3 separate regions of the Homo sapiens genome follow, and all the other regions are linked to region 2. The links are chromatin contacts, found by Hi-C in ENCODE. All regions are on one chromosome and are shown on one strand. The core of a region is the stretch at or near the end of the contact, and the rest is flanking DNA. Distances in the headings are between cores, read along the strand shown.

Evidence for each region. A loop is a pair of places that touch in the nucleus more often than their neighbours do. Pooled maps may share reads with other maps.
Region 1: a pooled map shows a loop between it and region 2 (14-fold over the local background). The contact joins the promoter of DENR here to the promoter of RAB35-AS1 in region 2. A Hi-C loop is called at or near these places in 4 of 50 pooled maps.
Region 3: a loop to region 2 is called in a pooled map, with 9 times the contacts of the local background. The contact joins the promoter of DIABLO here to the promoter of RAB35-AS1 in region 2. A Hi-C loop is called at or near these places in 7 of 50 pooled maps.

What each region holds. Positions count from the first base shown.
Region 1 is chr12:122,751,556-122,755,401 of GRCh38, reverse strand. DENR (density regulated re-initiation and release factor) reads right to left here and starts at 2,578. Exons shown (of 8, transcript NM_003677.5): 1 at 2,452-2,578; 2 at 1,595-1,709. The coding sequence starts at 1,700. RefSeq lists enhancers at 2,070-2,129, 3,221-3,846 and a silencer at 2,270-2,319.
Region 2 is chr12:120,114,747-120,118,439 of GRCh38, reverse strand. It overlaps RAB35-AS1 (RAB35 antisense RNA 1), which reads right to left and starts at 1,533. Exons shown (of 1, transcript NR_182302.1): 1 at 1-1,533. It overlaps RAB35 (RAB35, member RAS oncogene family), which reads left to right and starts at 1,687. Exons shown (of 6, transcript NM_006861.7): 1 at 1,687-1,841. The coding sequence starts at 1,790. RefSeq lists enhancers at 1-119, 912-1,703, 1,704-2,496 and silencers at 621-799, 787-846, 937-1,286, 1,447-1,756, 1,857-1,986.
Region 3 is chr12:122,224,757-122,228,462 of GRCh38, reverse strand. DIABLO (diablo IAP-binding mitochondrial protein) reads left to right here and starts at 2,411. Exons shown (of 6, transcript NM_001371333.1): 1 at 2,411-2,498. The coding sequence starts at 2,449. LOC128125816 reads left to right here and starts at 1,899. Exons shown (of 1, transcript NM_001414998.1): 1 at 1,899-2,033. The coding sequence starts at 1,899. The coding sequence ends at 2,033. LOC101593348 (a long non-coding RNA gene) reads right to left here and starts at 2,021. Exons shown (of 1, transcript NR_103497.1): 1 at 1-2,021. RefSeq lists enhancers at 434-1,265, 1,266-2,097, 2,047-2,341, 2,395-2,634, 2,645-2,694 and 1 more and a silencer at 1,965-2,104.

The DNA.
Region 1 (3,846 bases), core at 1,329-3,828, 2.6 Mb before region 2:
TTCACTATGTTGGCCAGGCTGGTCTTGAACTCCTGACCTCATGATCTGCCTGCCTCAGCCTCCCAAAGTGCTGGGATTACAAGTGTGAGCCACTGCGCCCGGCCCCTTAGTTTTAATTCATAATTACAGAAAAATAAAACAAGATTTCTAGAGACTGACATTTTCACTAAGCTTCCAAACTTCTCACCAACTAAGCAATTCTCTATGTGGTGAAATCTACCCAGTTCACCTCGTTCCAGGTACACCCCAAGAATCTTTCTGGCTTTTCTCTCTTTCTCCCTTAGAAAAGCTCATATACTGTCTCTCTCTGCTGCCAAATGCAGCATACTTGGATTCTTCCATTTGGAGAAACTCAAATTCACTGTATTGCAAGTCAGCCTATTATCTATCTCCAAATCTAATCTTTCTCAAAGTCATCATTTTTAGTGGTGTTCTGGTTTTTCAACTCTCTCAATTGTGAAATATCTTTTTCCTTTTTCACCATTAAACATTGTATCTTTTCTTTGATTAACCCTCTTTATTCACTTTTATACTGCTTACACTCTCAGCAAGGCACTTATTTACCTCAAACCTAGATTTCTGAAAGTGGCCTTCAAATTTGTGGGTTCTATTTCCTCCAAATAATGCAGCATATTAATCTCTTGTCACTTTATTTTCCTGCTCAAAAAATGATTAGGTTGGTGCAAAAGTAACTGCAGTTTTTGCCATTACTTTTAATGGCAAAAAGATATCATTTCTCCTTCTACGGTACTTAAATGTCAGATGTGGTCTCTACTGCAGTCACAGAATGTAAGGTCCACGTGAACAAGGATCTTCTGACTTATTCACTACTCAGGCCCCAGCACCTAAAACATCACTAGGCACACAGTAAGTTCTGAGAAATATTTACTGAAAAAATATTTACTTGCCCTTTTACTGTCCTGTATCTTCAGATTTTTCTGAAAGTTTCCAAGATGCGAATACATACAGCATTTACAATTCACAAATATTTCTATATTGAAAATGAAGAAAAACACTCGAAAGTGAAAAAGATCTTGATTAAACCTAATACATATATCATGATTCAAACCAAGAAGACTTTCCTCACTGTCCTACCACCCAACACTCCAACCTCACCTTCTCCCACTCCTTAACGGGCCACCCTCCCTATACGATACACCAGACAAACTCAAAGCTGCTCACTTCTTCACAGACAGCCATCAAGCTTTTTCTTACATAGTCGTGCGCTTTGTCTGGGACGCCGTTCCCCACCTTCTCATCCAGTCCTTGCCATCCTTAACTCATAATCTTCCAAGAAGCCCTCCTTTGACAGCTAGACTAGCATACACCTTGAGGACCTTCAGGCTGAAATAACCTAGTTGCACATCCTGTTACAAATGGACTGTAAGCTTCTTCAGGCAGAGTAGCCAGACACAAATCACCCAGGTGGGGAAACTCTGTTAATTCATGCCTCCTCCTCCCCAGGACTCCTCTCCCCCAGTACAAACTCACCAAATGAAAAGGATGGGGAAGAAAGCTTACCAAATGTCAAACTGTTATTACAATGCATAAAAGTATAGTGAGTAAAAGTCATTCTGTGGCTACCAACACTTGCCTCCACAATAAAGGACTCGAAGTGGGTAATCGGCATCTAACTTGGCACTGTTCCTTGGGTCTCCTTTGCAGTCAGCCCCGCTGGATTCAGAAATGTCAGCAGCCATTTCACAAACCTGTAAGCAAGGAAAATAACACACCCTCACTATTTTAGAATCAAGACCCCAGAAGAGCAGTGTTCCTCTCAACAGAAACCTCCCCACCCCAAAGCTGTTTCAAGTCTGTTGTTGAGTGGGGGATACAAGCTGCATTCGATTCATAAAATATGAGCAATCCCAGGCACAACATCTCCTTGCTCCACAGGTCTACAGGGAAGCAAGCAGCAAATGGACCATGAAGGATGGGGCAGAGGGACTCACTAGAGAAAAACAGGAAGCAATGGGGAAGGAAAGATGGGGTGAGTACCCACGGCAGACACGGAGCAAAAAGGTCTGAGGGTGATCTGGGAGGGATGCAAACTGCAGTGAGAGAAGGGCTACAAAGGCGCCGAATGGAGAGAGGCTGGAAGTGCCTAGGAACAAGGGGTGGGTCATCGGAGAAGCCCGGGGTGCAGGGTGTGGGGGCAACTAAACGCCATGAGAGGGGCCTGGGGAGTCTAAAAAGGGCATGGGAGGGGGCGGGGTAACCAGAGCGTAAGAAGGATGAGGAGAGAAAACGAGCGCAGAATGTAAGAGCACTGAGGGGACAAGGGCGACCAGGTCTGAGGCGAAGGAGCAACCCCGGGGACGCCAGAAGGGGCCCTTGTGGGCGGGGGTGTGGAGAGGCCCGGCCCGGCCCCCTTCCGCCAGGCAGCATCTCAGCTTCCCCCACACTCTCTACGAGCTTCTCGGGAGCGGGAGAAGCACTTGGGGTCGTTACCCAGGCGGTCGCACAGGCCCCGCCGGCTCCGCTCCCGCCGCTATCGCCAGCTGAACCAACACATGCAACTCGTCTCCCCGGCCAGGGCCGCCCGAGCGCCCGACCGCCAGCAGCGCTCCCGCGAGACAATGAGCCTTTATCGCGAGATTCCGGCCGCCGCTGGGCGGATGTCGCGAGAAGCCGGAAGACGGGGGCGGAGAAAAATTGCGGAGCGTGCGCCTTGCCCTCCGGTGGGGGGCGTGGCCAAGAGGCCGAGAGGCGGGCCGCCGGCAGGCGGTGCTCGTCACCCGTTGGAGAGGATGAATCCTCGAGATGGGCGTGCCGAAGGGAACGTGACTTGCAGACGCAGAGAGCGCACCTGAGTCACAAATGACTCCCTATTAATGAGTCCGAGGATCATCGCCTCGGTGTCTGCGGTGCATCCTGGAGTCCTGACTAACCTCCAGCTACTGCATAAATCACTCCCGTGCGGGGAGATTGCAGCCGGATAGAGCGTTTGGTCGCATTTTAACACCATGCACTGAATTAAAGGAAGGTGTTCTCCCTCCCTCCCTCCCTCCCTTCCTTCTTTCCTTCCTCTCTTCTTTTCTCTCTCTCTTCGCCGGATGGAGCGTTTGGTTGCGTTTTAACACCATACACTAAATTAAAGGAATTCTTTTTTCTTTCTTTTCTGTTCTTTCTTTTCTTTCTTCTTTCTCTTCTTTCTGTCTCTTTCTTCCCCTTCCCTCCCTCCCTCCCTTCCTTCCTTCTTTCCTTCCTTCCTCCCTCCCTTCCTTCCTTCCTCCCTCCCTTCCTTCATCCTTTTCTTTATGTTTTGACAGGGTCTCACTCTGTCACCTAGGCTGGATGGAGTGCAGTTGCACAAACACGGTTCACTGCAGCCTCGACCTCCCAAGTAGTTGGGAATACAGGCGCGCGTTACCACACCCAGCTAATTTTTAATTTGTTTATAGAGGTGGGGGAATCTCCCTATGCTGTCCAGGCTGGTCTCGAACTCCCGGACTCAAGGGATCCTCCCGCCTCCGCCTCCCAAAGTGCTGGGATTACAGGCGTGAGCCACCGCGCCCGGCCTACAATTTTTTTTAATGAAAAAAAGAAAAATGTAAGAGTATGGGAATATATGGGGAAAAGAAAGATCAGATTGTTACTGTGTCTGTGTAGAAAGAAGTAGACATAAGAGACTCCATTTTGTTCTGTGCTAAGAAAAATTCTTCTGCCTTGAGATGCTGTTAATCTGTAACCCTACCACCAACCCTGTGCTTCCTGAGACCTGTGCTGTGTCAACTGAGGGTTAAATGGATTAAGGGCTGTGCAGGATGTGCTTTGTTAAACAAATGCTTGAAGGCAGCATGCGCCTTAAGAATCATCACCACTCCCTAATCTCAAGTACCCAGA
Region 2 (3,693 bases), core at 284-2,783:
GTTATTTCGATATCACCACACTGATTCTCAGCTCCCGGAAAAACAACTCAAGGCTTGAGTCAGACACTCCATGTGTTGTTCAATGATCCCGCCTGCAACAATGTTTATTATAACCAAAAAATATAAACAGCATGAATGTCTATTAATAGCGGAGTGGTTAAATAATAGTACATCCGATGGTTATCGGATGGAGTACCATACCACGCAGATGTTAAATGATAAAAGTGTACTGTTAAATAGAAAAAGCAAGGTATGTACATATATGTTTGTACAGGCAAAGGAAATTCACTGGGGGGCACTTATTCATTCAACAAATATGTGTTAAGCATTTTAAGGTTACCTGTGAAACTAACAGGGGTTACCTGTGAGGAGTGCTTCAGAAGGAAAAATAGTAACTTGTACTTTTCAGTAAACTTCTGCACATAATTTTAAGGACGAACATTGTTTTTTTTTTTTGAGACGGAGTTTCGCTCTTGTTGCCCAGAATGGAGTGCAATGGCGAGATCTCAGCTCACTGCAACCTCCGCCTCCCGGGTTCAAGCGATTCTCCCGCCTCAGCCTCCCGGCATTGCTTTTTATAAAGTCAAAAGAAAAGGAAGTTTGATAAAACAAGTAGAACTATCCGATAAATACTCGCCTGGAAAGGGACAGGATTATAAGAAACAGGTAATAAGGAGCTTAAAACCCTCTGCAGTTCTGCAGTGAGGATGGTCGTGGGGGCATACAACTTTCCGTTTCAGGTCAGTTTAGGTAGGGCAGGTGGGAACTCACTCTAAAACGAGAAACCGGGGCTGATGACAAAATGCACACGTTTAGCTTCTGGCGGCCCAGGTCTTCCTAGCCGCAGATTCTGAGACGTGTATCTGCAGGTGGTGTGAAATTGAAGCCGGGGGAGCGGTTGCTTTCGGTCTCCGAGGTGCGCCTTGCACACTGGGTCATTCAGCTCCCAGGCTCGGCTCGGAGCTGGACCACTCCCTCCCCTCCACCAAAGAGGCAATGTGGGCTCCAAGAGGTCACAGCGCTGGGATGGGATTTCGACCCCGCGCTGCCCTCAAAGGCCACCTCCTCGCAGCTCTGCTCCCGCCGGCAGCTCCCGTTCTGTCCAACTCGGAAGCCGCCCGCCGCCCTCGGCGTCCACTCCACAGGCCCGGGGCCGGGGCCAGCTCCGCGGGGGAGGGGTCGGTGCGGAAGGGGCGGGGTACCGGGCCTTCCCCGCGCGACTCTGCCTTCTACGGCCCCGGCCCCTGCCTCTGGAAACCCGGAGCTCGTGCGAGCCCCGCCCCACGGTCGCGGCGTGCCTGTCATTTCCTCTCCGCAGGGCGTGCGGGTCTCGAAGATGAGGGAGCAACAACGTCCACGACCGGGCTTCTCCGGCACCTTGGGCTTCTTTCCGCTGGGACTCGACAGCGGCTCGGCTCCGCAAGCTCTCAGCGCCCAGGGTGGCGGCGACGACGCTCCCCGAGGAGACGCGAGGAAGACGGGCCCGCGCTTGCTGGGACTCCGTCAGGGCGCGTGCGCGACCCGGGCGCGGCCGGCTCAGGCTGCGGCTGCGCAAGGCGGTGCCAGACGCTGCGCCTGCGCAGTGGTGGGGCGGGGCGGGAAGGAGGGAGGCGGTGGTAGCGGCGGCGGCTGCTGAGGAGGAGGAGGGGGAGCGGAGGGAGGTGTTTCTGTCAGTTCCGGCTGTTTGTTCGGGAAGTGGATCCGCCGCTGCCGGAGCAGCCCGAAGGGAGCTGCGGATCGCGAGGCCAGTACCGACCCCGCCCGCCCGCGCGCACCGCCCCCGCCCGCCATGGCCCGGGACTACGACCACCTCTTCAAGCTGCTCATCATCGGCGACAGCGGTGAGGGCCGCAGCGGCCGGAGGCGGCGCGGGCCCTGCCGGGCGCGGCCCGCGGGGGCCTCGGGGCGGCAGGCGGGCGGGGAGGTGCCGGCCCGTGCGGGGCGGGCGGGCGGGGCAGCCCGGCGGTCTGGGCCCCAGGGGTGCGCCGAGGGGCTCCGGACCGCGCCGAGGGGAGGTTGGGGCGCGGGGCGGAGGGGCCAAGCGCGCCGGGTCCAGTCATCGCGCCTGTTCCTGCCTCACGTGTGACCTTGGTCAAGTCGCGCGATCTCTGGAGTTGGAGAGACGTGGGTTCGAGTCTCAGGACTACCACCTGCCTCGCGCTGACCTTGGGCAAGTTGCTTCGCCGTCCTGAGCCTCAGTTCCCTCATCTGAGAAGTGGGGATGTGCCTTGCTGGGTGGTGTGAGGATTCGATGGGATAAAGTAGGAAAAGTGCGTAGCGCCCTACCCGGTAAAGTAAGCTCGAAGTAAATGTTCACTATTGTCATTATCATCAGTATCCTTTATAAGCGTCAGTTTCTTCCCATCTAAAATGAGGACGTTCTCAGAACCTGCCTCATGGGATTGCCGTGAGGTTTAAATGAGGTAAGTCGGATAAAGGGCTTTGCACAGGGTCTGGCATATTCCTGCTGAATTATTATATCCCTGCGTGGTTCAGTTTCCTCATCTGTAAGATGGAATGATAGTTGGATCTGCCTTATGGGGTTGATGTGAGTATTAAGTGAGATTCTGCAGTGTTGCTCACAGCTCCTGGCACATAGTGAGTTGTCACTGTTTGCTGTTACACTACTATATACAGAGGGGTCCTGGGGATGGGACAGCCAAAATTATAAAAGTGCTTTGGCCACACACACACACTGCTTGAGGGCTCCTAGCTCTGATCACTGCTCTAGCTCCAGTGCCTAGAACAGTGCCTGGCACCCAGTACATGCTTAAGACATATTTGCAGAAGGAATTAATGAATATTAAGTGTCCTTCGAAAAGGTAGACTGGTTTCTGGGAAAAGGTGGAGGGTTTTAGAGCTGTTTGGAGTGTGGCAGGTGAGCAGGTTTATGGAGTGACCAAGAGGTCAGGAAGGCAGGCCCCAGAAGGTTTATGGGAGCGAAACTGAGGTGCTGGGGTTATATGATGTTCATGAAAGAGTCTTGGGAGCATGCTCAGTTTGTAGACCAGACCTGAGCTGAGTGTGGGGAGGGATGTCTTATGATTGGAGGCAGAGGCCAGGCTGGTGGTAGAGCCCATGGACTGTTAAGGAAAGGGGATCAAATCAAGTGAGCGGTATGACTTGGGATGTAGGAGTGTTGGGTAGCGATGTCAGAGCTAGGTCAGGGAAGTGGGTGGTTTTGGCCTCCCTTTTAAAGCTGGATGGAGATGTGGTTGGTGGTTTGGATCAGGTGAAGGATGGCTGAGGTTTCCGTGGTTGCTGGAGGAGGGGAGAGGTAAGGGGGAAAGCTGGGGGCTAACCAGGGAGATGGAAGAGTAACTGAGGTTGGGGAAGGAGGTAGAAAGGTGGAGTACTGACTGGTTATGGTTTGAATGAAGGGAAACCAGGCAAGCTCTGGAGTGTTCTCTTGGAGATGGCCTTTGGTATTCTTCAGGGTCTTGAGGCTTCTTCCTTTACATGATTTCCTTGCAGCCCTGGCCTGGGTTCTGAGGGACTGGCACTGGGGCCATTTCTCTCTTTTTGGAGTGACAGCCCGCCGTGGTCAGGAGCCTTTATCCCTCTGCAAGACATCTGGACCTCTGCGTTGATATCCAACAGTGAAAAGCCTAAACTCAGCAGGAAGATGCAGCTTGTTGGCTCTTCTCCTCTGTAAAGCCCAGGGGATGGGTTTGGCCCGCTTTCTCACAGTAC
Region 3 (3,706 bases), core at 1,162-3,661, 2.1 Mb before region 2:
AATAGCCTGTCTGTTTCATCCATTATTTTGGTGTGGAGGAGGGTATAAATCTCAGCTGTACTCCGTTGCCACTAGGTAGGACACGGAAGATGACCAGTTCTCTGGGGGAGTAATTACTACTCACTGGCTTCCTGAGCAGCTTGATAATGTTCTGCTCCTGTTTTCAGCCTCACTGTGGCCAAGGCAATAATTTGATAATAAGAGATCCTGATTAAATTAAGGAGCCATTTGCTTCTGGATGATGATGTTGATAAAAGGGTTGATGTCCACACTGCCTGCTCTTTTCAAAGGTCAGAAAACAGTCTTGAACTAAAAACTACGGCAACGAGCAAAATAATCAGAAGCAGCATAGTTTATGCTTTCGTTTCCTTTGTTGTTGCATCTGGGAAAGTGTCTGTTCTTTGCAGAAATCCTCACTGGCTCCTTTTGCCTCACATTGTGAGGAGGTGAAATTGGAAGTGTCACATTGGGAAAGTATCTGTATAATGAGTCTGTAAGCTGCAAAACTCTTTGTAAATCGGAATCAAGCACTCAGGAGATCTCGGTCACTTAAGCTTGGTTCTCACACCCGTGCATGCTTGCACTTGCATGTTTTTTAAGACAACAGCTTTTGCTTTAGTAGTTGGGCGGTCGCAAGTGAACACTGTCCAGTGGTTCTTCTGGTGCCCAGACTCGGAGGAGATGGGACTGCTCTCAATGTGTTTGTTAGAAACGAAACTGTTCGCACTATAACCCCATAACCCCTTACAATGTTCAGAAAAAAACAAGAAGGGGCTTGAAATACCCACTAGTGTGCCGCCTGCTCAGCCCATCTGGGTCTGTGAAACCACATCTGAGCCCTGTGGGCTGTGGTGGCGACACAGGCAGAGGGCGGGCAGGGTTGCCAGCGCCCCGCCTGGGCTAGGAACGCCTGTGCGCAGCTCCCTGAGAGCTCGGGGACCACGCGGAGGTTGTAATTGGTCTCTAGACCACACCTAGTTGTTGAGTGCCGCTGCTTGAAAATCTCAGTTCTGCCGAGATCGCAGAATACACACAAGCTACCTTTGGGCACCAGAGCAGACAGAACCGCGGAGCTTCAGGGTGGAAGATTCGTGGAAACTTTGCCAAGTAAGTGAGGTGGGGAGAGAAGGAAGCCAGTGCCTGACACTGTGGGGAGTGGCTGGGCAAAGCAGCATTGGAGGTGTTGTAGGGTTCCTACTGTCTGATGAGCTGGTGTGGGGTTCTTACTGTCTGATGTCGTCTCTGGTGGAAGTTAGCAGGGCTGGGGCAGATGCACAGAGCACGGTGGCGGGGGTGAGCCCAGGATCGGATTGATGCCCACCCACCACCTGGCACCCTGCAGTCCCAGCTGGCCAGAAGGCAAGCATGCTGGACCACAAAGCAAAGATCCTCCAGCTCTGCTGCTGGCAAGCCTTGGGGCCAGGGGACTCACAGAAGAGCAGGTTTGGGCCTGTGCCTTCCTCCTGCCCAAATGGGTCTCTCTCCCCTTCCCCTTCCAGCCAGGGCCGCAGCTGGGGCTGCAGCTTGAGTGACGGGAAAAGAAAGGTTTACTCCACCAGCGCATTAGCGGCACTCACAGCATTAAAAATGCAGGAGGTGGTGGGAGGAGCGGGCCAGGGAGGAAAACTCATGCAGCTGCGGGGCGCGGGGAAGAGCCGGGCTTCTGCCTCCTCAGCCCGGATCAGAGCCGAAGAACGAGGGCAGTTTGGGTTGAGAAGGATTCTCCAGTGTAACCGAGAAGCGAGCGTCCAGGAGGCTGTTGGGGAGGTCGGCACTGTGGGCTTCCTGGCCTTCGTTTGCTGTTTCGAGGGCCAGGACCTCGTGTGTTCCCGTCCGCCCCTCTGGGACGGCGCCAGCCCGGCAGGCCGCCGACCGTCCTGGGGCTCCCGCGCAGCGCGATGCCGGCCTCGTCCACCGTCCACGTGCTGCAGCTGCTGCGGGAGCTGCTCGCCTTCGTGCTCCTCAGCTACACGGTGCTCATCGGGGCGCTGCTGCTGGCCGGCTGGACCACTTACTTCCTGGTGCTGAAGTGACAGCGCCGTCGCCGCGCCCGGCCCCGCCTCCCGCCCGGCCCCGCCTCCCGCCCGGCCCCGCCTCCCTAACTCACCAGGAAATTCCCTTCAAGCCCTGGCCCGAACTGAGTCCCCGCCCACCCGCCAGCGTCACGGCGCCCGACTCAGCTCCGCGCCGGACCCACCTCCGCGCCCTCAGGCCCTGCATATGCCCCGCCCCGCGCGGAAGTTCCGGCGGTTGGTTGCCTTGCGCGGCCGTTACAGCCTTTGCCCTAAGCCTCGCCCCCTTTCCCCCTGCCTGCCCAATCCCGACTGCTTCCTTGGGTGGGGGCGTGGCTATGGGGCGAGGCGCTCTCAGGTGGAGGCCGTGCCCCGCTCCGCGCTCACGAAGCTGCGTCACTTCCGGCGTGTGCGTCTGGCGTCCGCGCGCTGCACAATGGCGGCTCTGAAGAGTTGGCTGTCGCGCAGCGTAACTTCATTCTTCAGGTACCGCTGCGGCCGCGTAGAGGGGACAGGACCAGAGGGAGGGACCGACGCGGACAGCGCTGTGGCCCGGCCCACGGCGCCCGCCTTCCTTACGCGCTCATCTCTCGTCCGCCCAGCTGGGTCGCGGCGTCTCGCTCCGGTCGGGAGGACTGAGGACAGCCCCGCCTCCGCCCCCTGGGTCAAGCCCGGCTTCCTTTTCAGTTCGTCCATCTTCTAGAAACGAGTCCCCGAGACCCCGGGCTGCCTTCTTGGGGCTGCTCCGCCTCCTGACCAGCCCTCGTCAGCCACTCGAAGTCCCTGAGGAGACGTGGAGAGGAGGAGGGACACGGCATGGGGGGAGTCCGGGAAGGGAGACGAGCGTCTGAAGACGTCCTCCCGAGGGCAGAAGGGGCCGGGGGAGCTGGCGCAGGGCTCTCTACCTAGCGCTGCAGGCTCCTGGGCGATTGTAGCGGGACCGTCACACACAACTGGCACCCAGGCCAGGGGTCCAGAGCTAAATTCTGCCTGCAGGAGCGGTTATTGTGGCATCCGTTTCTAAAAAGTTTAAAGGCAACATTTTATTTTATTTTAATTTTTTTGAGACAAGATCTGCCTCTGTCGCCCAGGCTGGAGTGCAGTGGCGAGATCTCAGCTCACTGCAACCTGTGCCTCCCGGCTTCAAGCGATTCTCAGCCTCAGCCTCCCGAGTAGCTGGGATTGCAGGCGCCCGCCACCACGCCCGGCTAATTTTTTTTTTTCTTTTTGTTTTGTTTGAGACTCAGTCTCGCTCTGTTGCCCAGGCTGAAGTGCAGTGGGGCGCTCTCGGCTCACTGCAACCTCTGCCTCCCAGGTTCAAGCGATTCTCCTGCCTCAGCCTCCCGAGTAGCTGGGATTACAGGAGCGTGCCACCACTCCGGGCTAATTTTTGTGTTTTAAGTAGAGATGGGGTTTCACCATGTTGGTCAGGCAGATTTCGAATTCCTGACCTCAAGTGATCCACCCGCCTCGGCCTTTATTTACTTATTTTTTTTTAATAGACACGGGGTCATGTTGCCAGCCATGTTGCCCAGGCTGGTCGTGAACTCCTGGGCTCAAGTGATCCTCCCGCCTTGCCCTTGGCCTTCCAAGTGCTAGGATTACAGGCGTGAGCCACCAACACCCTGCCTGAGGCAACATTTTAAACTTGGTGTATGTTGAAAATTTCAAAACCCCTCAGCTGTCCTGCATCC